Regions from separate parts of the Mus musculus genome. Here region 1 is linked to region 2. The links are chromatin loops, found by intact Hi-C in ENCODE. Cell type or tissue: heart. All regions are shown on one strand. Each heading gives the region's core, and the rest is flanking DNA. Links, peaks and the distances in the headings are about the cores only. Region 1 holds the start of Alg13 (asparagine-linked glycosylation 13). Region 2 has its middle 19 kb from the start of Amot.

Region 1 (15,272 bases), core at 3,835-11,834, 1.2 Mb before region 2:
CCAGGCAGTGGTGGCGTAAGCCTTTAATCCCAGCACTTGGGAGGCAGAGGCAGGTGGATATCTGAGTTCAAGGCCAGCCTAGTCTACAGAGTGAGTTTCAGGACAGCCAGGAACTGCACAGAGAAACCCTGTCTCGAAAAACCAAAAAAAAAAAAAAAAAAAGAGGAAGGCACTTTAGATACTTTAGATATTTCCCCCATAATGCACAGCAAATATTTTCAGCAGACATCAACTAGGAAAGAAATCTACTGTATTCTTTTTTTTTTCATAATTTTTTGTTTTTGGTTTTTCGAGACAGGGTTTCTCTGTATAGCCCTGGCTGTCCTGGAACTCACTCTGTAGACCAGGCTGGCCTCGAACTCAGAAATCCGCCTGCCTTTGCCTCTGCCTCCCGAGTGCTGGGATGTCAGATTTATTTTGTGTGTATGAATGTGTAACCTGCACGCGCATCTCTGTGCCGCCTGTGTTCCTGGCAATGGAGTAAGTCAAAGGTGGGCATTGAAGGCCCTGCAACTGGAGTTCTGGATGGTCTTAAGCCACTATATGGGCGCCGAGACCCAAACCGGGTTCCTTTGCAAGAGCAGCCTGTGATCTTAAAGGCTAAGCCAGGAACATCTTTTTTGTTTTTCCTTTTCCTTTCTGTTATTCTTTCTTAAAGAAAGGGTCCAGTTAGCTGCTTTGGAACTCTATGTAGATCAGGTTGGCCTCAAACTTCACCCGACTCTGCTTCCCCCGTGCTGAGGTTGAAGGGAACACTACCATGCCTACCCCCTGGTGCATCCCTGCACAATAAAAACTAATACAAATTCCTCACTCTAAACCTAGCATCAGGTTCAGAGAAGATTAACTGCTGTGTGCTTTCTAGAGAATTATTTATGTCTAAGGTCCATTGTTTTGAAAAGCAGAGAAAAGATATCTCATAAATGTGCACTGGGAAGAGGAACACTCAAAAATGCAGTAACTCCACATTTTTCTTGGAATGCTGATGCAAACTTTACATTTAAGAAAAGGGCCGGGCGTGGTGGCGCACGCCTTTTAATCCCAGCACCTGGGAGGCAGAGGCAGGCGGATTTCTGAGTTCGAGGCCAGCCTGGTCTACAAAGTGAGTTCCAGGACAGCCAGGGCTACACAGAGAAACCCTGTCTTGAAAAAAAAAGAAAACAAATGTAGTCTCCCCTCCCCCAGCCTGAAACCTGCTTGCTCAGGGGTGGAGCTTCCTGCTCATTCGTTCTGCCACGCCCACTGCTGGAACCTGCGGAGCCACACACGTGCACCTTTCTACTGGACCAGAGATTATTCGGCGGGAATCGGGTCCCCTCCCCCTTCCTTCATAACTAGTGTCGCAACAATAAAATTTGAGCCTTGATCAGAGTAACTGTCTTGGCTACATTCCTTTCTCTCGCCACCTAGCCCCTCTTCTCTTCCAGGTTTCCAAAATGCCTTTCCAGGCTAGAACCCAGGTTGTAGTCTGCTGGCCGGACACAACAAACAAAAGAAAAGGAAAGGAAGAGTTAGAGCAGAGTCAGGAGGTACGCATAATAAACCAGTTCTGCACCAGGCCAGGTCTGAAAGCTACCTCTTAAGAGCTGGAGACAGAAACGTTAGGAGTTCAAGACTGTTCCCAGCTACATAGCAAACCCTAGAGTGTTTAAGACACTCCCACACCACCAAAATTTTTTTTTTTTTTAAATTCAGGACCCACAGCCAGGCGGTGGTGGCACATGCCTTTAATCCCAGCACTTGGGAGGCAGAGGCAGGGGGATTTCTGAGTTCGAGGCCAGCCTGGTCTACAGAGTGAGTTCCAGGACAGCCAGGGCTATACAGAGAAACCCTGTCTTGAAAAAAACAAAAAACAAACAAACAAACAAAAAAATCAGGGCCCACAAGATGGCTCAAGTACTGTAGGTTCTTGGCACCCAGTCTGACAGCCTGAGTTTGATCCTAGGAAAGCACATAGTGGAAGGAGAGTTCCAACTTACAAATTGTCTTCTGACGTCCCCACATGGGCTATGACACACGCACACACTCTCATCCCTTCCCACACACAAACACATAAATGTATAAATGTAACAGAAAAAATAGGCAGTCTTGGCTAAGGTATGGTTATACCTAACAGTGTCTCAGCTCAGGTGGTATAGCAAGGTAAATAAAATTTTGATCATTATGATGACTCAAGGGGTTTGACTGGATTTCTACCAGATCATCTGTTTCCAGGGCTAGTGTCTCCATCATAGATAACTGTTCTCATTGTAGAGGTGGTCTGTCCTGAAGGAAGGCCTTGCTAGACATGGAACTCAAAGTGCTGGCAGGTTTAGGATACTAACTTAACTCTGTACCTTCAGTATAGAATTTTTTCATTGTAACACACACACACACACACACACACACACACACACACACACACACAACATGTACTCCTCCCCTATGTGATGGACATATAATCCAAAGATTTACTATCACTTACCCTGTTGGAAATTTGCTTATGCACTTGTTTTGAGGACATCCTTTCATTGCCTTGGGACTTTCCCTCTAATCTAAATGGGGCAGTAGCCTAATATCTCTGTGGCTGTGTTAAACACTGGTCAAAAACAACTTGGGGCAGGAAAACTTTATTTAGCTTACACTTCCAGATCACAGGGATGGTTTCGGGAGGCCAAGGCAGGAGACTGGAGGCAGGAACTAAAACAGAAACCAAGGAAGAACACTATTTACTGGCCTGCTACCCATAGCTTGCTCAGCTTGCTCTGTGTACAACTCAGGACCACCAGCCCAGGGATGGTACCACCCACAGTGGCCTAGGCCTTCCACATTAATCATTAACCAAGGATGTCGCCACAGACTTGCCTGCAGGCCAATCTTATGTGGAATCATGGTCTCAATTAAGGTTTCTTCTTTGCAGATAACCCTTGCCTGTGTCAAACTGACAAAAAAACTAAACACACAGAGTTCTTGTGTGCTTCGGATATATACAGAAACTTCAAAGAACTTGGGAGTTTTAAGGCAGGTAAAGGTCACAAGCTCATGGTGGATGGCTCTGTACTTTACAAATTTATTACAAGTATTAAATCAAAGCTCCAAATTGTGTTTCCAAGTTGCTGACCTTCAAATTCAAGTGTGTAGGATGACTTTAAATATTAACATATTAATGATTATATTAACACATTAATGATTATATTAATATATTAATGATTATATTAATATAATAGTGAAAGAACACTATAAAGTAGGCACACTGTTTAAAATTATGCTATGACTACAAATAAATCTAGAGCAGTATTTTCATTTGTCAAATTACCCTAACCTTTTTTTCATTAAATAACTCATGAAAAAGTACTTATCACAGGCATTACCACATAATAAACACTCAACAGTGATTAATACGATTAATAAATATAAGTCATTGTAATTGTGTGCAAAACAACTTTTTTGACCTGAGAGAGAGAGAGAGAGAGAGAGAGAGAGGGAGAGAGAGAGAGAGAGAGAGAGAGAGAGAGAGAGAGAGCGCGTGAGCCGGCCATGAACACGTGTGGAGGGGTGAGGGGAATGGGGTCAGAAGGAACAGATGGGGAAGAAAACAAAAGAGAGGAGGGGGCAAGCAGCCCCCTTTATACTGAGTCAGGCACACCTGGTAACTGTGCGGCGAAGCCTAGAAGGAATACTAATAATATTGCCTAAGACAGGTGAGTCATTTCTTCCATGTTCCTCCTCCACAGGCAAAAAAAGCCTCATTTTCTGGGCCTGAGTTGCGATGGAGTCCACAAGGATCTGGAGAACTGTTTGGGTGGTGGACTATGGACTAAGCTATGTCATTTTAATTAATATAGGATATCTAGATGATAATTTATTCTCCCCAGACATCTGATTACCTTGACAGGCAAGCTAATTGCAGCTTGACAGCTAGAAGACAGACGACTAGCTCCTTACCCCAAGGAGCTGTCACCATATTAGCTCATTAGTCAATTCATTGGCTAGTTAAGCCTACCAGATCTCTTATCAAAAAGGCAGACATGTTTGCCTTGCTGGCAGCCTTTAGGATAAAAGATACACAAGTTTCACATGTAATCTTTGGCAGATGTAACCTTCTGCTACTCCCTTATGTTAAGAACTCAGTTTGTAGTGACTGCTCCTTCTTCCATCTAAAGTAGGTTCCTCTCCACAGCATCTGTCATTCTCTTGTGATTGGCAGTGCTATCTTGTAGTACTTTATCATAATTTGGAACTCACGCATCTAGTATGAAGGACATACACAGAGTAAATGCTTAATGAGTATTTCTGAATGGATTGATTTTTATTAAGTGACATAGTCATGTCTCCAACATTTGTAAATGATAAGTTTTTCTTTTTGAGACAGGGTCACTTGGAGACCAGTCTGGCCACTGTTAAGTCTCAAACCAGGGGACAAAGGCTGAGGTGCCTATTTTAACATATCAAAGTGGACCTGGCCAAACAGGTTCTCCCAGCATCCCTCTGTCCCTATCTTTTACAGGGCCCTCCAGGCTGGCATGCTCCACCCCCTTCCCTAAGCTTCTCCAGCCCAGGGGTTGGGCTGCCCTCCCTCTACCTTCCCATCCCTATATAATCCAGTCATATTTTGTCACCACTCTTTCTTGGGCCTCCAGGCTGCTGTACCTGGTTCTCTCCACTTCTCACCTGGCTCAGGGTCCTGACCACTGTGGACAGTCCCAAATGTCCTTCTCTCTGGCTATGCTCTCCCTGTCTCTGTCTCCTAGTTGGGGAGATTTGTAACCATTCTGGTAGGAATGAAGATACTCGAAGTGCTTGTGCCCCTTCCTTTGACTATTACACAGTTACAACATTGGTCCCCAAGGAACTGGAATTTCCTCCAGGCAATCTCCTGCTCCGAGAGGAGAGCTGAAACCTGATGCCAGCCAGAGCTGAGACTTGACTATCAGGAAACAAAATCTCACCTAGTTCTCCCAACTTGTCAGACCACCTTGCAGGACAGACTGAAGTCTAGATAAGCCGGATTACATCCTAACCAGAACTGCTGAGTCATCCATTCCGCTTCCCCTCTATTTAAACCTAAGCCTCAGGTCCGGATCCAGAAAGATGCACTTTGGAAGGGGAAGGGTCACAGGACCTGTTTGCTTCTTTAATCTGCTTTCTCTGGCTCCCTCTCTTCCACTTGCTTGTATTCCCCTCCCCCAAACTCCAGTCACCAGAACCACACAGATAGGCTTCCAGAGCTGTTTACTCATTCAGGATCAGCACTGGCAGTCGTCAGACCTTAAACATCTATGGGAAGAAAGCTCCAGAGGACATTTTCTGCACTCACTACCAACAGTCACACTTTGCTATCCCTCTGAGCCTCAAGTGCTGGGATACTTTTCCCTTGGGTCTGAAGTTTGGCCGACACTTTGTCAACAACACACACCCACTCATAATTTCATCCACACAGGGTTTCCCCTTTTCCACTGAGTGGCAGGGTGGGGTACTCCAATGGATGCTGAGGGGGTCCGCTTATGTGCTACATTCCGGTTCTCTCAAGGACAAAGCCAGCTAGTACAAACACCCAGAGAGACTGAGGCTCCTCTTCTCCCTCGTTCGTCTGAAGTGACCAGGGACAGGGAAATTGGGGACGTTCAGTGGCAAGACAGAACAGAGGGCTTTGGGATCATGACCCCTGGGACAAAAGCAAGGTTAGTCACCGTCCAAGGTAGAGCTTGCTAAGGGAAAAAGACTAAGGCTGGTGCGGATCAGCCTCCTCCCCCGGGAACACGGACAGACAGTTTGGGATTCTGGGAGAGGAAAGGAGGCCATCGGGCATCAGTCTTGCTGGCTTTGGGTTTTGCTGCTGGATAGAGCAGACTCCACTCCCTGTATCCCTGTATCCTCGGGAGGAAACTAAAATTGCATGTAGATGGGGGTGGGGGCTGGGCAGGCACTTACGGGCTTGGCAAATGTGAAACGCTTGACATGTTTCGCAGCTTCAGCTAGGTTTGAAGGTTTTCAGGCTGGAGCTGGAGCCCCTCCCCTCCTGACTCCTTCACATGGCTCACTTGGCTGCAGAGGTCACTCCATGCCCTGGCAGGCTTAGTAAATGGACACCACCTTCTCCTCTTGGGTGAGCAGGCATGAAGACCTCACTGTTGTTGGTTGGGAGAGCAGGGACTGCTGCTTCTCTTGTCCTTGTAGATGGCTCTCAAGAAAGTGGAGCTGGTCACCACTGCGGTGTGCAGTCATATTGTTCCACCACCAGATAGATACCTCAGCTGCTTTTGGTCCAAGTCTACTTAGCTCTATAGTCGACTTATTGAATATTGGTGGGTGGCTTAGCTTAGTTGGTCTGGTTACCTGGCTGAGGCTCTCATCCAATCTTGGGTAACTTGATTACAGCTGTGTGCTACTGTGCGGAGCTGATAAAGAACAATTTAAAACACGTGCGTTACCTTTAAGTATTTGATTCTCTATGGGGGTGGTGCATGCGCTATGTTGAGCATGTCTCAGGCTGGAAAACAACTTATAGGAGTTGGTTTCCTACCCCCATCACATGGGTCCTGGGGATGAAGTCAGGTCGTGAGGCTTAGATACCGGTGCTTTCATCTAAGCTGCCATTTCCCTGGCTCAGAGAGCAGGATCTTTGTTGCATGCTAGCATAGATGGAAGTAGATTGGATAAAACAAAGTAATATAATTTAGGAATTTCAGAAATCTTGAGGTCCTGTTAAAAGAAAAATATCAACATTATGACACTTCAGCTCATCTAAGCACTAGCTCTTCCTAACAGCACCAAAACAATGTCTGACAAAATGAGACGAGATTTATCTACCATAATACTTGGTCCATGAAGAGTATTAAGTAAAAAAAATCATTTCCCCCAGCCTCTGATCACCCAAGTAGTGTTACAGCTTGTTATTGTTTATTACAGTCCATTAAAACACCAATCCAAAGAAAATTAAAAAAATAACAAAAGAAAAAAAAGATTAAAAAACAAAAAACAAAAAACCAATCCCAAGAACCCATAGTTGTGACGCTGCCAGGCCAGTTTACCAGATCAAGGTCATCCTGAGCTATATAGGGAATTCTAAGTCAGCCTGGGCTACCGGATACACTGTCTTTAAAAAACTATCCAAAATAAATGCATCAAATAAAACCTCACTTCCTTACTTTCACAGCAGAGCTAAAACAAAACAGTCCAATATCATTTACTGTAGCTGAATGTTTATCTTTTTTTTCTAAGTCTTCATTACCTGCCTATCATCTATCTATCTATCTATCTATCTATCTATCTATCTATCTATCTATCTATTGCTGACTTGGAGCTCCCAGCAATCAGTCCTCTTGACTCGTGAACTACTATGCCAGGGCTAAAAGTGCACCTCAAAGATCTAGTAAGGTTTGCCTGACAAGAGCTATTCTTATTGCAAAAGGCTCATACGAACCAAGAGTAGTGGACGTTTATGTTGTCACAGGAACATCTCAGACTTATCAGGGCAAGATTTGCGGTACTTAAACACTGTTTAGTAGGTGTTCAGGGTGTCTCCTTTTTCTCAGTCGACAGAAATTGCACTTGGCAAGTTTCCATACTTTTTGATAGCTAACACCTGCGCTACCTGCAAAGGGTATAAAGCATTGCCGGCCATGCTGGGACTCGGACAACCCGCAGGCTCTATGCCTGAAGCGCTTCACCCACTACTGCTTGGTAGTGCTGGGGAAGGAGGGAGCGCCCTAGCGAGTCGAATTTTCCGCCTCTCCCGGACGCATTCCCAAAGGCAGCGTGCCGCACGCCATGGACTTCCGCCTCCTCCCCCCACCTCCCGTTTCCCCTCTGGCATTGGTGCGAGCCGCCTGACGTCACATCCGCTCCCGCAATTCCGAATCTGGAACCCGCGCGATGAAGAGAGCGTTTGTGACTGTCGGGACCACCAGTTTCGACGAGCTCGTCGCACGGGTGGTCGCTAACGACTGCGTTCAGGTGAGTCGGGGCTGGGCGGCCGGCGGGCGGCGGGCGGCGGGCGGCGGGCAGCTCGGGCTGCTTGGTGCTGGCCGCTTTAAGCTCTGCTCGCCTTCCCGAGGCGCCGGGGGAGCTGAAAGGAAGCTTGGCGGCTGTGGCTCCTGCTCTGCTGTGCCCTAGCCCACGGCTCCGCCAGTCCCCCACCCCGCCGTTTCTTCTCCCTCCCGCTTCAGCCCCTTCATGCGACCTCACTGGCCCTCCCACGGCGTTCCCCCACGACTGTCATGTGTCCCTTGGCACTCTCTCCCTGCGACTCCCGTCTCCCCACGGCCTCTCTCCAGCACCGCCCCTGCTGGGTCTCCTCTCAGCCCTTGCGCCTCCCGGAGCCTCCTCCCCGGGCCTCGACTACTTCCACGTCTGGCTTCCGTGGCTCGGTCCCTCCCCGAAGCTCTGTCGGGCCCCTTGGCGCCCCTGTCTGTGACTTCCCACCCTCTCAGGCCAGTCAGGGGTTTTGCTGGCGGCCCTTTCGTCCGCGACTCCCCCACTTAAGCCCCTCCACCAGGGAACAGGTTGCTCTGAGGCGCTGGCGCTGACCCCATCCCCTTAAGCCGTTAATGTTTCCCCCTCCTTCCCACCGACCGTAAGGCCTTGGCCCACGACCCCCCATTTCCTCTAGGATGGCAAACGGTTTTCCCTCACTGTGCCTCTGTCCGCGAGGCGCCCCCCTCTCAGGCGGGACGCGGTTCTGCCCTGCAGGGTCTGTGTGTGGGCGACCCCCCCCCCAGCCCCCTCGTGGTGGTATTGGTTTTCCCTGCAGCACCTCGGTCCACGCCCTCCATCCTCGGGCTGGTAATGGTTGGTTGCCCTTTAGTGCTTCAGGCCCACGTCTCCAGGCCGGTAAAAGGGTTGCCTAGCGCCACCTTGGCTCGAGACCCCCTCCTCGCGCGCCACAGGTGGCCCCGTGACACCTTGGCTCGAGACCCCCTCCTCGCGCGCCACAGGTGGCCCCGTGACACCTTGGCTCGAGACCCCCCTCCTCGCGCGCCACAGGTGGCCCCGTGACACGAGACCCCCCTCCTCGCGCGCCACAGGTGGCCCCGTGACACCTTGGCTCGAGACCCCCTCCTCGCGCGCCACAGGTGGCCCCGTGACACTTTGGCTCGAGACCCCCTCCTCGCGCGCCACAGGTGGCCCCGTGACACTTTGGCTCGAGACCCCCTCCTCGCGCGCCACAGGTGGCCCCGTGACACCTTGGCTCGAGACCCCCTCCTCGCGCGCCACAGGTGGCCCCGTGACACTTTGGCTCGAGACCCCCTCCCTCTCCCCACCTGGTAGCAGGTCATCCTGTTGCACTTTGGCTCCAGACCACTCCCAGCCAGTAATTGATTGCCCTGATGTGCTGTTTATTCGAGTCCTTGAACAGGTAAAGAGGGTCTTTCCCTCTGGGTGGCTCAGGCGGTGACCCCCTACTGCTTTGTTGTGACTCAGCTCTTCTGGTGGGACCTAAACAAGCTCCTCCCTTGGTTCCCACCTCGTTCTCCTCCACTCCTCCTCCTCCTTCAAGGTACACTTGTTCTGTGCTCCACTTGTTTTGTGCTGGTGGGTGGTAAGTGAGGTTCCTTGGCGGTGCCCTGACTTGGGGGAAAAAGGGTTAATTTTGAAAACTGGTAGGCCGCAGATGGCTTTCACATGTCTGGCTGCTGCTTTTGAGCTGCAACTTGGGGCTTGCTTGACTGGCGTTCTCGAAAGAATTTAAAAGCGCCTTTAAAAGCGCCGTTTTCTTATTTTCCTGTTTTAGATCCTCGAGAGTCTGGGTTACAACCATCTTGTCCTCCAAGTTGGTAGAGGCACTGTGGTGCCCAAACCATTCCGTACTGAGTCATTCACTCTGGATGTTTACAGGTATAAGGATTCTTTGAAAGAAGACCTTCAGCAAGCTGATCTTGTCATTAGCCACGCAGGTAAAGTATCTGAGAATCTTGGGGGTCTGTGTTTTAAAAGAAGTAGACACTTTTTCAGATTGAATTAAAGAGGGCTTGATATGTAATTCAGTGGTAAGGTACGTGCCTAGCATGTTGGCTTATACCTGTAAGTACAGCAAGTGAGAGGGGAAGGCCAGCCTGGGCTGAGACCCTGTCTCAAACATCTGTAAACTAATTACACAGAATAAACTCATCACAGCCCCCATTTTACTAGAATTGTTTGCCTTACTTGAATATAGAGAACTTTAGTGACGAGCAAGATATTTCTTGGTAAGAGAAGGCTATGAAGTTATTTTAGCCCAGTTTTATAGTAAACATGGGGGAAAGATAATGTATGCAATAATCATATCATTGTAAATCTGAAATAAGTATTTGGGCTTAGATCAGAAGGACATTAAGCCTTTTCAGTGGTAGGGTTGTAGTTGTTGAAATTGCCATTTAAAGATTGTCTTTATGGACTGGAGAGATGGCTCAGTGGTTAAGAGCACCTACTGCTCATCCAGAGGTCCTGAGTTCAATTCCCAGCAACCACATGGTGGCTCACAACCATCTGTGATGGGATCTGATGACCTCTTCTGGTGTGTTTGAAGACAGTGATGGTGTACTCACATATATAAAATAAATCTTAAAAAAAGACATTGTCTTTTTAATATTTCTGTTGAATGTACATAAAATAAACACAGTAGCATTTTCTTTATTTTTATGTAGCCTGTGGTAATAAAATTAAAATTTTATACTTAAAAATTATACATCCAGAGACATAAGCATCAACTTAGAAAATATCTTATGTTTTTTTTTCAAGAGCACAAATCTACTTTTATTTATTTACTCTCCATTAGTTTAAATTCGGGATGGATACAGCATCACACGGATTCTGTGTCCAGTGGCCTTTGCAGGAAGGTTGCTTCGGAATTCAGCATGAGCCATGCCACTGTTTCCGTGGGCCCGAGTGACTTTTCCCCAGATCACTCTGGTTGTGTTTGGTTTGCCTCCAGGAGTCACTGTATTGTGTTTTGCTTTATACACATAAGCACATCTCTTGCCTAAGTAGAACTCTGTTTCATCTCGGGCATAAACACCTTCAATTTTAAGAAGAGCCGTGAGCTCTCTTTGGTTCCGGGGACCTCACTTGTAGCCAGCAAAAATGGCCTTGCACCACAGCCTTCCAGACATACTTGCTGTTAGAAGTCCTGTTCCCAGCAGGCCTCCACAGGCACCAAGATGGCGGAAAGCTATTTTATGTTTTAAATATATATTTTATGCTTATAGTTTTAGTAATTTATAGCTTTCAGAGAATCAACCTGATGGAATCCCTGAGATTCCTAGTACTTTAGAAAAATTATTTTGTGGGGATAAGTGTAGTTTTGATTGTTATGGGTGTTTGTGGGGTACATGCTCCTTTTTTTCAAAGACTAATTTGAGGAGAGAAAACTCCTTAGAAATAGACATTACTCCTGGGTGGTGGTGGTGCACACCTCTCTACACACCTCTAATTCCAGCACTTGGGAGCCAGAGGCAGAGGCAGGTGGGTCTTTGAGTCCATTCTGGTCTACAAAGATTTCTAGGACAGCAAGACCATGTCTCAAGCAAGCAAACAAACAAAAAACCCAAAGGAATAGACATTAGTAAAATGTATAGCATCATAGTATGTTTATGTGTGTATGCCATTAGCTCTGCTTTGAATTCTTTTTGTATATTGTTTAAGTCTCCTAAATCCATGATCCTCCTGCTTCAGTCTCCCATGTGCTAGGGATTTGGGGCACGTGCCATTAAACCTGACCTACACTTGTCATTTGGTTCATACAGTCTCGTGGATTAAATTATTCGAGTTAGAATGAAAACTGTAACAATGACTAAATTATTCAAGTTTAGAATAAAAACTATAATGATATAGTATATCAGTAAACTCAGTAGCTTTTATTTTTGCAGGTGCAGGAAGCTGTTTGGAGAGTCTGGAGAAAGGCAAACCACTTGTGGTAGTTGTAAATGAAAAGTTAATGAACAATCATCAATTTGAATTGGCAAAGCAGTTGCACAAAGAAGGCCATCTCTTTTATTGTACCTGCAGGTATACTAGAGACAGATCTATTGTCCTCTTGCCTTAAATCCTCCTCCTGCTCTTATTAGCCACCTGCCTAAACCATTTGATTTTTTTTTTTTACCTTTTTCATACTCATCAATTATACTTTGATTTTTCTCATCCAAAACTTTTCATTTGTTGCTTTTGACTGTGTTCTTTGCCCTGTCTTTACAGCTAACTCTTTGTGAATTTGAGTGTGTGAATGTACATATACATAAGGGTGTGCAGGTTTCCAAGAATCTTAGTTTTGTAGTTCACTAGTACTACTCGGGTTTTCACTGGTTAAAGAAGGTGCCTACTTTTATTAGTTAAGGGATAGTTAAGTTATTTTGACAGTTTCATATATGTATATAATGAATTTTAGTTGTCAGTTGATGTTAGACTTTTAGTAACTTCACTGGAAGCCCTAAATTAATTCATTCACATACTCTCTTCTACCTAACATAAAGTGGGTACTGTTTTAAGTGCTCAGGGCACAGTGGCAAGCATTGCGTTTGTATTATGGTGGTAGAATTTCACATGGTAAACTTCCGCTACAGATAAAAAAACAGGGTGATATCTTGGCTGGGGTAAGGAAGAATTAGGTAGACCTCAGGAGAGGCTATGGCCCTGATGTTTGCAGTGAGTCCTAAGTTAGAAGAACCAGTTATAGGAAGATGAGTTTAAAAAGCCTTAACATAGAAATGAACTTGGGGTTTCGAATGCTTGAGGAACAGGGGAGGTTCATATGGTAGGAGCATTGTTCCGAAGACGAAGTGTGAAACTGGGAGGGCATAGCTCATGTAAGTTCTAACACTATTTTGTTTAATGAGAAGCCACTGAAGCTCTTTAAGCAAAGGGATTTGGTAAGGAATATTGCTTTATGAAGTGGATTAGAATTTGATAGGAACTCATCAGCATCCGCAATAGAAGCTTGAAGAAAAATGCTTTTTCTGTTCTTCTTTGGGACACTAGAAGCTTGCCAAAGGGCCAGGTCAGTAATTCCAAGTTGCTTGATTTAAAAACTTTTCTAATGTGGCATTTTAAAAAAGTAAATGACCTTATAGAGAGATTACTTTTATGGTTATATCTGTATCAATATAAAAGTTAGGACACGATAAATTTCAGAATCTTCTAGAAAAGTTACTCAAATGAAAGTATCATGAAGCATTTATTATATTTTTGGTGTAGTTAAATCATTTCTTTTCCACAGTTTTCAGTAAAAAAAAGTTTTCTCATGGGGTGGAGAGATGGCTCAGTGGTTAAGAGTAATGGCTACTCTTCTAAAGGACCCTGGTTCAATCTCCAGCACCTACACGGCAGCTTACAACTGTTATTCCAGTTCTATGAGATCTGACTCCCACCCTCTCACAGACATACATGCAGGTAGACCACCAATATACAGTAAATACATTTAAATGTAAAAAGTTTTCTTACAGTCTGCATGAATGATTTATTATAGTCATCCTTGCTTACTTTCTTCTGGTTTTATTTATTGTTCTTGTAAATTTTGCTTTATATTTGTGTGGTCCTGGAGAGTATTACAAAACAATATAAATACATTTTCCTTTAAATGACATTTCTGAAACACTTCATTTGACCCAGATAAGAAGGTCTATTCAAGCTCGGCAGGTGGATTTCTGAGTTCGAGGCCAGCCTGGTCTACAAAGTGAGTTCCAGGACAGCCAGGGCTACACAGAGAAACCGTGTCTCGAAAAACAAAACAAAAAGAATGTCTATTCAATTCTTTTGACATTTTATAGTATTCTTTGTATTGGCAGCACAACCGTTCATTCATCAAATGGGTAACAGGCAGCAGATAAGTTCCAGAATTTTCTCTCATGTTACCTGATATTTTTCTTCTTTTGTTTTAGCACGCTTCCTGGGCTGTTACAGTCAATGGATTTATCAACACTGAAATGTTATCCTCCTGGCCAGCCAGAAAAATTTTCTGCATTTTTGGATAAAGTTGTTGGATTACAAAAATAAACTCTCAACACTTTAAAATACCCCTAAGTCCAGTTCATGGGATATGATAAAATCAAAATAAATTCATGACATGTTTTTGTAGAACAGTATAAACCCATATATTTAAACAATATTATAAGGATTTTGTGGCATAAACATTACAGTTGTGTCTAGATCCTAATTTTAGTAAATGTTTGAGGTTTCCCTAACTTTGAATATGTAGTGAGCCCTAACTTTGAAAACTATAGCCTTCACAGTTTTGTACTAAAATTTCAAAAAAGCAAAAACTGGGCAGTGGTGGTGAATGCCTTTAATTCTAACCTTTGGGAGCCAGAAGCAGGTGTATCTTGAGTTCAGGGCCATCCTTTTCTACCCAGAGAAACTCTGTCTTTAAAATCCAAAACAAAACTCCAAAACAAGAAATTGTAAAAAAATGTTAAGACTCAAGTATTAGATGTTTTTGAATAATAAATGCTAACAATGTAACATTTTGGTGAGAAAAATCAGCATTTTTAGGATCATAATCTCAAGAGACAGCATTTTTGTATTAAGCAGAAAAAAATGGGTTTACTTTGTAGAAGCTAATTTGAAAAAGATCAAAGTAATTGATAGAGTAACCATGCTTATCCTGAAGAATAAAATAGATATGTTCATCTTTTGAACTTGTGATCCTTCAAGTCCTGGGATTACAGGCACATGCCACCATTCCTGGTAATATTTGTTCCTGTAAAATAGACAAGGGCTGGGGAAATTGTTTAGTGAGTAAAGTACTTGTATAAGTGTGAGAGCCTGAGTTTGCATCTTCAGCATAAACTTTAGGCATGGCAGTGTGTATTTAAATCCTTGTGCCTATGATGATATTGGAAGATGTAGATAGAATTCCCTGGAAGACATTGGACTAAGCAGCCTAGTATTCACAACAGTGAATGGTAAAAATACCTGTTACCAAGCAAGGTAAAAAGTAAGGATATAGCTCACTATAGGATCCATGGCTATATTCACATGAGTACATGGAGATATATAGGTAGAATGTGATAATCTTAACAATGTCTTAAATGATAGCGAATAAATCTAAAAATATAATAGTGTGACTTGGCTGTTACTTTTTTATATTTTTAATTTTTTGTATGTGTGGACATGTGATATGGAAGTCAGAAGACAACTGGGACCATTTCTCTCCTTCAGCCATGTTCCTGGGATCAAATGTGGGTCTCTAGGCTTGGTACCAGGATGTTTGCTGTTGATCCATTTCACTGCCCCCTTTTTTCTGGATAGAGGTAGTAGGGCTTGAACCTAGGACCTTGCACATGCTAAGTATGCACTCTACCACTGAGCTATATCCTCTGTTC
Region 2 (15,272 bases), core at 3,714-11,713:
TTCTCGCTTGGCCACATTTATATTTAATGTTATCTTAATGTTGCCTTTAGGGGTATTTAAATTCTGACATACACATGGAAATGAGCCACGAATTGTACAGCAAGCATAAATATTCCATCATTAATAAAAACCAGCTGTGCACAAAACAGCACAAGAGCTGGGTTTCAGTCACTGGCTATCAGTAGTATTTGTCACAGGCAAATATTCCTCAAAACTTTTCTCCCTGAAAACACAGATGCAGCCACATTTGCTTTACTCTAACATTTGAAGGGACTTTCAAGAACTCATTGGTCACTTGGGTGCATTCCAACTAATGTCGCTTCCTCACTCTGACAGTCACTACAGTCCATTAAATTTTTACTTCAACCTATGACAGAATATGAAAATATTTATTTTTTGGAAAAGGTTGAGAGGGTCAATAACAGAAATATAGGGTCAATCTTAATTATAGTCAGTAAGGCAATAGGGCACCAAAGGGCACTGTATGTTATAAGAGAGCAAAAGCTCATTAAACATGAACACCTGCTCAGGACCCTATAATAAGCTTGTTCTGCCATCATACAAACACCTTTCATCCAATGACCTCAAAGCATGTGCCCAATATGAAGCATGCCTAAACACCTCTGTGAAGTATTAATATCCTCGCTTCCCAGAAGGGTAACTGAAGCTTAGAGCAGCTAATTCAGCTACCCTTGGTCACATGGCAAGTCAGTGAGGGGCTGGGTAGAGAATCCCAGATCCTGGCTTCAAGTCACACAGACTAATGCCATTTCAGGCAGCCAGAGAAAGAGTGAAAGTGACTCCACAAATCTACAGAGAGAGAGAGACACACACACAGAGAGAGAGAGAGAGAGAGATCCAAATATACCCACCTGAATTTTACCCCCAGGAACACAAAGTATGAAGCATATTCCTGTATTTCACTTGGAGATTTATACATGCTACAGATTTAAGATTTTAGTATTTACATTTTAGCTGGAGAAATTTCATTGAATTTGTGGAGAAATAATATTAGTTTACCAGATAGCAAAAATTAGACATAACACAGAGATTATATTTTATTTACTGAAGGAAAGTTAGAGGTCCATGAAACTTAAGATTCACTATGTACAAAAGTTCTCAGATAAAAGAACCCTTTGTGTGCAGACCACGTGACTTCACCTATATACTGTGTATTCCGTTGCCTACAAAATCGTCTCCTCACGGTTTTTTTCCTCAGTCTGGCAAACATTATTTTTGAGGCTATCAATCAAGCATATCTAGGCCTTCCTGATCCCCCTTCTTCATTCTGGATCCTACACAGTCCACCCAAATGTATACTATCTTAATGAAATATCAATGGTGCAGCAATTTAAAAATAATTTCCAATCAATTAGATAAGTAAACACTGGGTTCTGGTTTGGTTTTTCTTTGTGGGGAAGAGTGGCAGAGGAGGGAGGCCACAAGAATAGGCTTGCTACATACATAAACCACCTCTAAATCAGGCAATGATTAGAGCTCAATGAAACCTATCTGTACCCCCAGGCCCACCAGGAACAATACTTATGAGACTCTTGACATGTCCTCATTGGTTCATACTCCTTTACTCTATAGCAGTTTACAACGCTTTGTCCTCAACGAACTCTTGTTGAAAAGCAACATTACCTACTCTTATGACCCAAAGTATGGAAGATTTCCATTCGTAGAGGGACCAGGATTCTTGAAGTTTCGTGGAGACTCTTGGGCTTATTATTTGATACTGCTAAAATATAAAACACATTTCTGTCGATGTGTTATTACAGACTCATCCCCCAATCCACCCCTGCATACAGGATGAGTACAGGATTGTGTTTGTCATAACTGTTTGCTTCACTCTGATAGCAATCCTTCAAGGGCACACCAGATAAATGAGGCCTCAGAAGGCAAGCATAAACTTTTGAAAATTGACTATCAATATCACTCTGCCCAGTCTCCACAGTTTACAGTGAGGAAATGTACCCAAAGGCCAGGCTCCTCCCACCAGTGGGTTCACCCAGAAATGGTATCAGTGGCCATTATTTGCTAAACTAAAAAATAATCTAGGTCCTGGTATTAGTCAAAAAATAAGTGGAAATAAAAAACTTTACCAAAATGAGGTGGATAAAATCTACAAAGTTCGAGTTGTCTCTAGACAATAATGCTAAATCCTTTCTACAAGCATGTGTGGGCTAAATCTAACGTGGCCAGCATTAGTACAAGCCGGAATGATATATACAATTAACTCCATCCCCTATAACAAAAGGCTTCAAAAGCCCAATAACAGCCTCATTTAGTTCAAGAAAGAATCAACACAGCAAATGCTAATGTAGTCTTTTATGCAATAAATATGTTCCCGAGAAAGTCCAGATATAGTGAGGTTTTTTTTTTTTTTAAAACCTATCAAGCAATGGTTTAAAGACACTAAGAAAGCTAGTTCTGTTCAAGAAGTTTTGCTTTTATAAGGCAAATGACCTTCTATGTTCTTTTCTTTCTTTTTTCTTTTTTGTTCAGATTGTGTGTGTTGTACGTGGAAGGGGCAGCTTCCTTAAAAAGGGTCAGAAGCCCACCATGGAGGCGAGTGCTTTGCTATCCCAGCCTGTTTAATACCCCCTTAGTTCCTGCAGCTAAATTCTAACCTTTGACTTGGGGGTGGAAACCTAGATTTTGGACCAAAGTCCACAAAAGGCGAGAAGGAACGAAAAGTAAGTAATGCTAAAGACAACACATCATAGTAAAACACTGACAAAAATTCCTGAGGACAGGAAATCAATAGATCACGATTCTAAACAAATTGGTTTAGTCCCCAGCTAATTAACTTGTCACGCAGATCTCTAAACCCACTGAATCCATGGGAGAAAGAGGTGATGTAATAGGAGATTTGGAAACATTTACCATCCTAAAAGGCTAGGCCCCGACCACACACACCTCTCTCCACCCCTTTCAGTGGGTTTAAGCTGGGCTTAATGGGTGCAAAGGACAATTTCTACCAGACAGTCCTGAAGAATAGATTCTTCTCATGCATTCCAAAGGTTCAGTCTCCATGGAGGAGGCTACCTGGCCACAAGCATTTCCCAAGGGGGAATATATCTTCTACTCCTCCAACTGGTAACACTGCCTCTGTCGGAGAAACAAAACAAAACTGCTAACCATCCTGAGAACTTAGTGGGGGTATGTGTGATTTTCTGGGATAAAGGAAAAGACACCTTAAGAGGGGAGGCGGGAGGGTGTGAGAAACTCCTCTTGTCTCCAAATGGAAAATAAGCCTAAAAAACTGGATCAAAAGAAGAAGGGAGTTGGGGGGAAGGGCTGCTTAATTACAAAGACACCCTTTTAAAGAAGGCACAGGCCCTGGGAGAGAGCTCTTAGGAGAGGCCCAGAAGCAGATGTACCCACTTAGAATGCTGGCACTCAATGGGACCTCAAAGTCAAAGTATCCATCCCTCTATCTTCCTACTATTCCATTCTCAACGGCATCCGAAGGTCCGCTTCATTCTATAGCAAAAGTAGAGGAAAATTGACCTCCGAAAATGCCTTAGTTATGCATTAGTCTATTAAACCTTAATTCACAAATTAAAAATTACATTTGACTCTCCAAATCTCAATGACAAATATGAATCTCTAAATTTTTGTTGTTGTTGTTGTTGCTGGTCAAGTAAAGGGACTCAGGATATCCATGTAAAACTTACTGTACATTCAGGTGGAGTTACAGGATTACTTTATACCTAGGCTGTGAATTAGAAAGAAAATTAAGTTTCAATTTTACAGAGACACAAACTTTTTCAAAGTATGACGGGACTTAAAATGAAGTATGATGTAGCACCAGAAAGGGCCCATAAACGACACCAGGCAAACCCGTACAGAATAGCTGGGACCTGAGTTATCTTCTGTAAATAGATGAGGCTCCTCCACAACCACCTGGCTATTAAAATGTCCCAGGCCCGTTTGAAAATGTAGTTTGGTCAGGCCAGCTTTTTCCTCCCAGCTGATCTGAAACCTGATAGCCTTTAAAATTGTCACTATGTAACATTGTAGCATTCCTGCTCTACCTTCCTGACCACCCCCAACCCGCTTCCTGCATCTTCCGCAAACCCCTGTTAAAACCAACCAAAGATTTTATGTAAATATGTCAATTATTTGTTCCCTAAAGAATAAGCAATGGCTTTCAGGCACATCTCAGGAACAAGTCTTTCAACCCAATTAGTCTAAAGCCTGTGGCACTTGCACAAATGAAGAGAGGTAGGAGACAGGTAGGAATTTACCCTGTGTCCAAAATAGCATTTTGGACCTTCCTTAGCTATTGAAGGAAGGTACTGAAAGTCTGAGGTAGTTTTCCAAAGCTGGCCTGAGAAAGAGAGAGTTTCACAAGGCCAAACTCAAGAAGAGTTACATATATCCTTAGCCCTTCATCACTAAAGATTATGGTTGATTATCTTTCTAAATGAGAGGGAAAAAAGTTATAGTGTAATTTATAAATTGTTTCCCCACGTCTGGAGGCAAGGGGCTGTCTGGAGGCTTTTCCAAATCTTTCCCTTTCATCTTTCATTAATTTGTATTCAGCCCCCTGCTGCAAATTATTCGCATATTATGATTTATTAGCAGCAATCATCAGGGACTGCCCGTGGTCTACAAAATCTGTCATTCTCACTCCTCCTTCTCCTTCTTCTCATCATCTATCTATGAAGATGGTCTTGCTGTTGATGAACAAGAAGTTCTGTGGCCGGGGCTCAGACCTTAAATCAACCACCTTCCTGATGTTGCACAACTACTTATTAAAATCTTCTGACCTTATGAAGCAAATAACGGCAATCTCCGCCTCGGGAGTCTCACCACCACCACCACACATGCATGCATACATAAAGCGAGCAGTTGTGTGGTTCATTACTTCCACATTTTAAAACTTGAAGAATTCATGGCCTTGGGGTCAGGAAGGGTGAGCACCAAACCCAAGCCTAAGCACTTAGGAGAAAGCAATCTAGCTATCTGAGATAAGGGCAATTCCTCAAGCTGAACTCAAGGTAGATCTCCGAGTCCCTAACTTAGTGGAGGGACTGAAGGTAGACCACGGAGTCTCCAACTTAATTGCGGGACTAAAGGTAGACCTCGGGGTCCCTAACTTAGGAGGGACTGAAGGTAGACCTCGGACTCCCTAACTCAGTTGCAGGACTGAAGGTAGACCTCAAATTCCCTAACTCAGTTGCGGGACTGAAGGTAGACCTCGGCGTCCCTAAATAAGTGGGGAGACTAAAGGTAGACCTCGGACTCCCTAACTTAGTTCCTTAAGCGATCAAATCAGTAGGAACCTACAAGAACCTAGGGAGGAAGTAAAGCAGCACCAAGCAATGGAACCCCTTCCAGCATCTCCTCCTTAAAGTAGGACAGGAACACATACTTTTAAACTGCGTTAAATAAACTTCTCGCACATCTCAGAAAACTCAAGGCCACCGGCAAAAAGAGAAGAACATACAGGCAACCCCACAGGCTACAACAACCTACTCACAAATACGGGCATGATCAAGTTTACAACACCACAGATTACTGCCCCAGTTCCCCGCAAAAGTAAGGACGCTTCTCCTACCTCTGAAAGCAATCAGGACAAGGTGAGGACTCTCTCTGCAAGCTCAAGCGGTTTGGGTCCCGGGCCGGAGGCCAGGGATGGGTAGGGAGGAAGCCCCAGGTCCCGGCTACTCCCAACCTCGCTGCTCCCTCGGGTCTCTCCTTGGTGGCAGTGGACGAGCAGGATACCGGGCCAGAGGGTGGAGCAGCGGATGGTGAGAGGCGAGATAGGCTGGAGGTGGTGGTAGTGGGGGAAGGCGATGAGAACTAAGGGAAGGGACGAAAGAGAAGGGAGACGGAGGGGTAATTCAGGGGTCTACCAGCGAACGCAGCCAGAAAGCTCCTCGGAAGGAAGGGGCGTGACTGCGATGAAGGCAGCTCCTAAGAGAAGGGTGAGAGGTAGAAGCAGGGGAGGCACGGTGGCTTTTCTTCTGGCCGGGAGCAGCTAGGACCGCCCACAAGGAGGGGGGTGGATGATGGAATGGGCAGGGCCGAGGGCGGAGCCAGCAGGGCGGGAGGCCGGAGGGAGGCTGGCAGGACCCTGGCGAAGGGGAGGAGGCGGCACCCCAGGAGGCCAGGCGGCCTTCAGGCGGGGAACTTTCAAACAATTGATCTGCTATGTAGGCTAGGTTCGGGAGTCTGGGAGAGAGAGATCTGGGATAACGCGCAGGCTCTTCCGTCCTCCCACGCCGCGAACTCTACTTGGTGATGGTAGTTCCGATAGTGTGTACAGGAATTAAAGTGGGGGAAAGGAAGGCATGGGGTTCGATTTTTGGTTTGGTTTGATTGGTTGGTTGGTTGGGTTGGTTTTGTTGATGTTGTTGTTTTCTTTTCTTTTCTTTTCTTTTCTTTTCTTTTCTTTTCTTTTCCAAAGACTTCAGTAGTCTATGGCGGCAGAACAGCAGAGACGCGTGGGAGAGTCAGCGCAGCTCCCATCCCCATGGCGGGAGGAAAAATCATAGAAACGCATTAAAAACAAAAACAAACAAAACAAACAAAAGCACGGAACCAAAGCGTTACAAAATTCAGATACAGCTCTCTTTCGTCTCCCTCCCTTGTTTCCTTTGACCAGCTGGCAGCCTACACAAGGCAAACCCCACAAGATCCCCCTTTTTCTTCTGTCACCCTGCCCCACCAGCCTCAACCTTCATAAACCTTCTGCCCCAGCCTCTTGCCCCAAATTTCTAGAAGGGTCTATGTCCCCCTCCTGGAGGCCGGTCACTAGGGCGCCAAGGGATGGGCAGGACTCAGGGAAAGCTCCACCTCTTGGCCAGGCTGGGTGTGCTTGCCTTAGCAGAGCTGGCCCGAGTAAGACCCACCCACCATTCTTTTACATCTACTTACTGGCCAGTCAGGCCTGCTGTTGGCCTATGATTGGTCTTTTCAGTTGCCAATCCTATCCTTTGATCCCACCCTCCCTTAAAATTATTAAAACTAAACAAGAGAGTATTGTCTAGCTTTCCGTTCTCCCCAGCTTCTGCTGGGGATAGACAAGACGCTTGACTTCTCAGTCTCGTGAAAGGGTGCAACAGTGTTTTAGCCAACTGAAAGATAACTTTATATTTAAAGCACTGTCCAACTGTCTGGAAATAGGTAACTTTTCCCTCTTAGTTCATTAAACCAGGAAAGAAAGGGAAAGTACATGAAGTGTCATTGTGGTGCTCACATTTCGTGCCAGTGAAAGATTCTGCTCCAGTAAATGGAGAGTTGAGTACTACAGCATCCCAGGACACGGGGTGGGGGTTGGAATCTACAATTTAACGTCTAGGTAAATGAAAACACAAACAGTAAAGGGGAGCAAAATAACGAGGAAGTTGGAACCAAAGAATTTGCTGTGGGCTCTAGCACACATTACCTGGTTGTGTGATGTTTAAAGGACTTTAATTTCTCAGCCTTAACTTTCTTATCATGTAAGTAGATGCTGTAAGGCATGTACAGTGTTCTAATTGGCACAAATATGAAAGTAAAATGAAATGTATGCACAGACTCTCTAAATCACTCCCCACTTGTGTGACCCACAGAGTGGAGCCTCTAGCATGTGATTGTATGTGAGAGTCCGATATCCTGCTCATCTGTTTTAAGAATTTCTAGCCATGATTATAGAGGTTCTGTGGTTTTGCTGTGAAAAGGCACCTCTTTTCCTATAGTTTTTGTGAGAGAATATGAAGTTGGCTCCCTGGAGTTAGAATAATAAATTACCCCCTCTTCTAACCAGAGTGGGTGAGATTTCTTTGTCAAACAGTTTGGCAGTTTCACCACCACCTAGTGCTATTGTGGTGGTGATGCTGAAAGAAGAAAACACGGTGTGTATCATCAAAGTGAAAATGTCTCGAATTGGAAACAAATATAAGTATAAAAGCTCCCATTAATTTAGAGTTGTTGGAATGAACCCATGCTAATGAGAGAGGGACATCCAATCCTAGCCTACCCAATGGGAGCCTTAAGAGGCACCATTGATCAAGTCAACCCAAGGAAGGCATGGTCAGAAGAAACACTGTCTCATGATAAATAGGGTCTTCAAATATTCCTCTGGCTGTAAGAGAGGTAGTGGGTGGGTGACTTGCTGCAGAGTGTACAGTATGTTCTACTAGCTGCTGAATCAGAGGCTAGGATCGTGACAAAATGGATTCTGAGTCTGATTCACTCTATGTGTGAGGAGAGGTTAGTCAGGTGATTTTTTTTCCATGGGGAAAAAACATTTTTTTGTGTGTAGAAACATCTACCTCGTGAGGTTGTTTTGTATTTACAAGGATTCCTCCTGGTCATCACCGAGAAAAGAAACTTGTTTCCACAACACTGCTGTTTAAATGGAAAAGAAAACCGAACAATAAAGAATAAGTCCAGTGGTGAGTTCTTCACTTGGTCTCCTGTACATGAGGTCAGCACTCCCATTATACCTTGAATTTGTCTATTGAATGAGTTGTCCTTCCATATCAGGAAAACTACTTTTACCTCCTCTGTTCATAGCTTATCAAAAATACTTTCACTCAGTTCACTATTAAGAGGGCCCTGGCCAGTCTTGTGTCGCCACCGAAAAATAAACTGCAGTAGCAAAAGCCTGAGGGACTCCGTGAAATATGCTTGCTCATAATCTTCGAGGTTGCCTTCAAAATCACTTTCAAAATGCCTTCCCGTAAGCTACTGGAGTCAGTAACTGTGGCTCTTGGATAAGACTCTCTAACCAGTTGAAAATTTGATGGTGAATCAGGCGATGAGTGAGTCACCTTTGTCTTAGCCTGTGGCAAACAACAGGTTTTTAGGTAATTCTGTTTTCCCCGGGGGGTCTTCCAAGTGTCTTAAGGTCTTAGGTGTTCCTCCTCTCCCGCCATGCATGACTTCCTCTGTGTTTTTACCCTGAAAACCTTTCAGCTTGTTTAAATTGAGTTTGAATTTATAAAGTCCCCACATTGCCTGCTCTACTTAAAAGGGAGGGAGAGGGCAACATCAACAAACATAGACCGAACTGCTATTATGGACAGGACTAAAAAAACAAAACAGTATGAGACTTGGCTCCTGCCTTCCAGCATATACACATAAAAAGACAACTAACAAGTGTATGCTAAGTGCTAAATGAGTGGTATTGACAGTAAAAGCCGTGGACGTTAAGAGCAGGGAGTGAAAACTAAATTTCAGAGAGTGAGTTTATATAGCAAACTATGCCACACACATCTCACTAATCCCTGCAGCATCCCTATGTCTTCAAGACTTGCCTATAAAATATGGAAAGCCCTCTGGGGGAATCCCAGGAGAATTAGCCACTAGCTGTAAAGCACCTGTGTAAAGACACTTGATTACCAAAGTACTACACATTAAAAACACTCTATTGGGAGGGGGCATATTTTCATCTGAAAACGAAAAATTCATTGTGCCATACTATGGACCCTGTTTGACCTTCTTCATAAAATGAAATTCCTACTTTGGTGTACAAAGTTTGTGCTGTAAAAATAGTCCATTAAAAAAGAAATATCTGGGGCTGGAGAGATGGCTCAGAGGTTAAGAGCACTGACTGCTCTTCCAGAGGTCCTGAGTTCAATTCCTAGGAACCACGTAGTGGCTTACAACCATCCATAATGGGATCGGATGCCCTCTTCTGGTGTGTCTGAAGACAGCAACAGTGTACTCATATACATAAAAGAAATAAATCTTAATTCTTTTTCAAAAAGAAGTATCTGCCTTGAAAATATTATGTGAGATGAAATGAACCAGCCACAAAAGAACAAATGTATGGTTCTACTGATATGATGGGCCTACAGGATATAAGTTCATAAGGCAAACAAATAAGAGAGTAGTGCAAGTGTGCTCACAAAGATGGTGTGTCAGAGGAAGAGTTAACATTTAGAAGAAGGTAGAAATTGGGAAACAGGTATTGGTGATTCTTGCAGAATTTGTAACTTTAAGTGTCCTTAAAGACGGTATGATGATGAACACAACCAAGAATAGAAAAATAGGTGTCATGTAAAAGGGGCAGCTCGAAAGTTACCATAGGTCATACAAGCCCATGCCATCAGGACTTCTATCTTCTCAAGAGAAATAAAAGTTATACACACCTCATGGAAGTTTTCATTTCTACAATGTTGTCAACTAATAAAACTCTTAATAAAAAGTCCGTCTTTCACTGTGAGTTTTCCCTGACATAGTGGTCAAGCAGAAAGGAGAGTGTGGTGGATAGTCTATCCCTCAACCCCATAAAACCACAATGCTTTGCGCCAAGGGACGGTCTCCAGCCACCAAGTGTGCAAAATGACCACATCTTCCTCTAGCTACCCTGTGAAAAGCCAGATCATCTAAATGCAAGAACAAGAGAAGAAGTACACAATACTCTAAAGCAAACTTCGTTCGTATTTATGGCACTACAGAAAGTTCTGCCCCTTTCTCCTCAGGGGGAAAAAACCCTAAAGACATATTAGAAAATTGCAAAAACTCTGCCTTCACTAGGGCAGCTCCCTAAAGCTCAGGTTCCAGTTGGTTTCTGAGCACCCCATCCCTGATCATACAGACTCCAGCAGACCAGAAAAAAGCAAGACGCAGGACAGGAACCAAAGAGGGCACACACACAAGGCAGGGGATTACAAACCCTTATTTTTTTGGACCTTTCCCCCCCTTCCCAGACACATAAACACACACACACACACACACACACACACACACTCCAGACAAAGGAAGTTTGAAGCCTGACCCATGTGTGGAAAACAGCAATGTGGGAATTCAGGAAACAACACCAGAACTCTGCTCCAAGGCCAAGACCTGCTCAGCATTTGAGAGCCAAGTTACTCCTGGGGTACTTGTGAGCCTCAGGATTTTGGAAGTAAATCAAATGTAGGAAAATAAAACTGCCTGCAAGTCTATTCCCCAAATACCTCCTAGGGGCCTGTTTGACTAACCTGGGTTCGCCTCTTTATGATTTATGCAGGGCTTCACTTCAGTTTAACTAAATACCATATCTCCTTCAGCAGTCTGAGTTTCTGCAAAAAGTCCAGGCTGACCAGACCTTAAAGTAGGGTTGGCTTGTAAATTCCTAGGTTATTAGACCAAGAGGGATGTGTGGTATATGAAAAGCACACACTAAAGCCTGGACTATAAGAGGTGGTAGCCGGCGGGGGTGGGGGGTGGTGGTGGGAGTGGGGGTGGGGGTATTATTGGAGTCAGTGATTTCAAAAAAAAAAAATCTCTGCAAGTACGTCAGAGGGAAGTCAAGCAGCACAGCATTCTGGTTTTGTAGTTACCAGAGTGTGAGACTAGTTATCCCAGTTGGAGGCGAGTAATGCTAAGGCTGGAGGCAAAATTCTCTTCCCCGGGCTTGCTGCTTTACTTTTAGAACTTTCGGAAAGGCCAGTGGATGCCACATCAGTGTGATTTAAAACAGGCCTACCTTGCAGGCCTCAATCAGCCTTTTATTTTCGGTCTGCCACTGTCCTGTGAAATTCACACAGGAAGGCCATTGTTAAGGTATAAATGCCTAACCTAGGAAGGGTTAAATAGTAAGCCATAATTGTGAGCTCTGCTAGAAAAGGCATAGAGATTTGTCTCTAGTCACCCAAGCCTGGATTCCAACCCAGAGCCACAATTTAATGAGGAGGTAAATTACTTAATCATCATGGACTCCAACTTCCTCACCTTTAAAACCAGGGCAAATTCTTTGCCCTCAGGGATTGTTGTGAGGATTAAGTGGAAAGAAGGTCCTGGCCTGAAGCCTGAAACGAAGCCATAAAGCATTCCAGGAGGCACGATGATGGGCTTGGTCTGGTGCTTTCAGGAACTAGATGTTAGGCTCACCTCATTCACTCTTATCGGCAGAGTAGGTGGATGTTTCAAGTATCCCAAAGATGTTTTTTCCATTGTTTTTGTTATGCCCTTCTCTATCTCTGTAACTTTGGGAAAGGCTTGGGTTCTCAATTTCTTCAGCTCTAAAATATGGGTACCAGGCCGAGGAAATGGCTCAGTTACAGCACATACTGAACACGGGTTAGGACCTGAGTTAGTACTCTTCCCCTGAAACCCATAGAAATCTAAATATGGAGCACGCATCTGTAAGCCTGGCACTCTTAGAATGGGATAAAAAATAAAAATTTGGCTTTCACATACCACACCCGCAAGTACGTGTGTGTGGGTGTGGGTGTGGGTGCGTGGGTGTGTGTGAGTTAGGTGTGATGATACACACCTTTAATCCTAGAAGGAGTCAGGGCATGCTTCATCTATATGATTTCAAGACTAACCTTGTCTAAAAACAAAATTCCAGGCCATCCTTGTCTCAAGCAAACAAATAAAACAAAACAAAATACAATAAAATATGGATACCAATATACCTATGTGAGAGAATGGTGGCAAGGATAAAATGACAGGTATATGCAAATATTAGTTCGCACAGCTGTTTGTGTAATGTGTACAACAAGCTATCTGACGACCAACATGTCTATCTATCTGTACTGGCTGGTTTTGTGTCAACTTGACACAGCTGGAGTTATCACAGAGAAAGGAGCTTCAGTTGGGGAAATGCCTCCACGAGATCCAGCTGTAAGGCATTTTCTCAATTAGTGACCAAGGGAGGAAAGGCCCCTTGTGAGTGGTGCCATCCCTGGGCTAGTAGTCTTGGGTTCTATTAGAGAGCAGGCTGAGCAAGCCAGGGGAAGCAAGCTAGTAAGAAACATCCCTCCATAGCCTCTGCATCACCTCTTGCTTCCTGACCTGATTGAGTTCTAGTCTTGATGTCCTTTGGTAATGAACAACAACATGGAAGTGTAAGCTGAATAAACCCTTTCCTCCCCAACTTACTTCTTGGTCATGATGTTTGTGCAGGAATAGAAACCATAACTAAGACACTATCTATATATCTATCTATCTTTATTTATTTCTCTCTTTGTCTTTCTCTCTTTACATGAAACGGGTTCAGGGTGTGTACCACAAGCTAGACTAGAATATTCTATGAAGCTCACACTGACCTCAAACTAAGGACTGCCTCTTAGTTCTGCGAAACAAGGTATTGATCACCAAGGCAGCCATGAAGTTTACTGTCCCTACTGAGTAGTCTCAAATCTAAAGCAATGAATGGTTTTACCAAAATGTTGAAATTCTTAAGCAGATGGCATCTATAAGTTATAAGGTTTCCAATTATGCTAAGAAATTTAAGGTCATGTGGGCACAGTTGTACAAATTGTCTAAGTGTTGGCACACATCTCTGCAAGCTTTATGATTTGCCAGGACCTGAGTGAAAAGATGCAGTCTTGAGAGAAACGGGCATCTTGGCATAGTAGAACATTCATGCTGTGAATAAACTGGGAATGGGTGGTCCAGTGAGGGGTGAAAGGGACAACTTAATAAGATGGAATAACAGAGAGATTTTCAACCACATGGAACTAGATTAGGATTCACATAGCCAATTAGTTGTGTGAAACTCAACAGATCAATGTACTCTTTTAAGTCTCAGATTGCTAACTTCCTGCTTAATGTTGCATCTTAAAGGACTATTGGGATGGAAGGTAGGTATTTGAGGACTTGTAAGGATTCATGGTTTCCTGGGATAGAATCTGTATTAGTAATAAAAGTACCATTATATATAATTTAATTTTACTTATTTATTCTATGTTTATGGCTGTTTGCATATAAGTCTGTTGGCTATGCATGTCTAGTACCCATATAGGCCAGAAGAGGGTGTTGGATTCCCTCATCAGTTTTGAGCTATGTGGATGATGGGAATTGATCCTGGTTCCTCTAGAAGAGAAGCCAATGTTCTTAACTATTGAGTCATCTCTCCAGCCTAAGTACTGCTATATTTTAATAAGGTAATAATTTCTTCGGTAAAACTCAAGCAAATCTGGGTCATTTCTGTATCATGGACAGTAAATGGCTAAAACAAAGTATTTGAGATTCTTGTTATTTATTCCATTCCATTCTGACTGATTGTTTGTTCCTATTATGGTTTGCTCCATAGCAACTACCTGCATGGTGAAAATGAGTGGAGGGCAGTAATAACCAGACCATTTCACCTCATTTGGATGAACTCTCCTCTCACTATTTCTAGGGTCAGAGAGCATGAATGTGGACTCTTGGCATTCCAAACAACTCCTCTTGTCATGTTCTCAGTCAGATGACTTTAACCAACCCAGCATTTCTCACAAGCATGATATCCCGTCTCTCTAGAGTTTTTAAATTGTATATATTATTTTTAATGTGTGTTTATCTTTGGTATGGCTGTGTGTGCTGAGTGTGGAAGCCTGAGAACAATGTGGTAGTGGAGTGTGTTCTTTCTTTCCATCTTAACATGATCTCAGGTGATGAAAGGCAGGTTGCTAGGCAAATTTATCCGATCAGACCTCTCCCCAGGTACAACTCTCTACTTCTATAGTCTCTTTTGCAGAAGACTGGGTCAGCTTGGGAGATGGGGATGCAGTTCTTAGTTCCCCGTGGTTCATTGTTTTCTAGTTTGATTGTTTAAAATGGCAAGTTTTACCTTCCTACAGAACAATAGAACCATGACTTATGCTTCTCATGTTATGTGCTTCATTTCACCAAGGGTCGTGTTTCCTGAGCTATCGTGTTTCCAGCATTTCAGTGACTATGTCTCTCCTCCTATAGGAGTAGTGCAGGTTTTAGGCGAAGGTGTCCAGAGAGCTAGAGCTGAGTTACCAGCACAGGTCCTACCTTGCTTTCCCCTTTCCACTTTCCTTTGAGTTCCTATCTCTGTCAGATGACTTATCACATTGCTTTGGGACAACGTTTTCACGATTTCACATAGTCAGCTCAACTACAGGTTCTCCTGAGGTGCTGACAACGTGTGCTCAGCTGCTGTGTCTGCTAAACCTAGAGCCTGTTATTTGTATCATATACTAAATAGTAAGTAAAGGATTTGGGGGAGTATAAGAACCGTTCTGGGATAACAGTGTTTTTTGTTTTATTTTGTTGGAACAGAGCAATTTATAATCTTATTTTGCATTTAAATCAGATTCCAGGCAACTACTCTCACGATGAGTGACTAAAACAACTCCTTTAGAGTGCTCTCTGTCCTACATAACTTCTCAAAGCTGTCCTGCCTTCCATGTAGTGATTTTCCCTGGCTTCACTTAACGGTTTTTTTGTTGTTGTTGTTTTGTTTTGTTTTTCTTTTCTTTTCTTTTCTTTTTTTTAAATCTCGGGTCCCTGTTTCCTCGAAACACAGACACTGGATCCACAGTAGTCACCATTTAAAAGCCTTTTTCATGAATGGTTCTCCGAAATGCTTCTTTTCCCTA

The links. Hi-C counts contacts between places; a loop is a spot of excess contacts. Peaks named below come from ENCODE experiments on the same cell type or tissue, not always from the same donor. Only the 100,000 strongest peaks of a DNase experiment are listed, where the experiment ranks them.
Region 1: it touches region 2 in a loop (4-fold over the local background); 2 of 42 quality-filtered maps call a loop at or near these places.

What each region holds. Positions count from the first base shown.
Region 1 is chrX:144,310,187-144,325,458 of GRCm38, forward strand. It overlaps Alg13 (asparagine-linked glycosylation 13), which reads left to right and starts at 7,780. Exons shown (of 4, transcript NM_026247.3): 1 at 7,780-7,935; 2 at 9,713-9,875; 3 at 11,826-11,964; 4 at 13,830-15,011. The coding sequence starts at 7,855. The coding sequence ends at 13,944. Gm33235 (a long non-coding RNA gene) reads right to left here and starts at 7,795. Exons shown (of 2, transcript XR_878274.2): 1 at 7,403-7,795; 2 at 4,260-6,681. It also overlaps the pseudogene Gm2214. In heart, for the core only: no CTCF peak of the experiment used is centred there; a DNase peak (open chromatin) is centred at 7,815; H3K4me3 peaks cover 2,303 bases; H3K27ac peaks cover 1,553 bases.
Region 2 is chrX:145,499,199-145,514,470 of GRCm38, forward strand. It overlaps a transcript of Amot not described here. Among named protein-coding and RNA genes, the nearest start is that of Amot, 19 kb to the left of the region's middle. In heart, for the core only: a CTCF peak has its summit at 6,776; DNase peaks (open chromatin) are centred at 6,033 and 6,843; H3K4me3 peaks cover 3,473 bases; H3K27ac peaks cover 2,128 bases.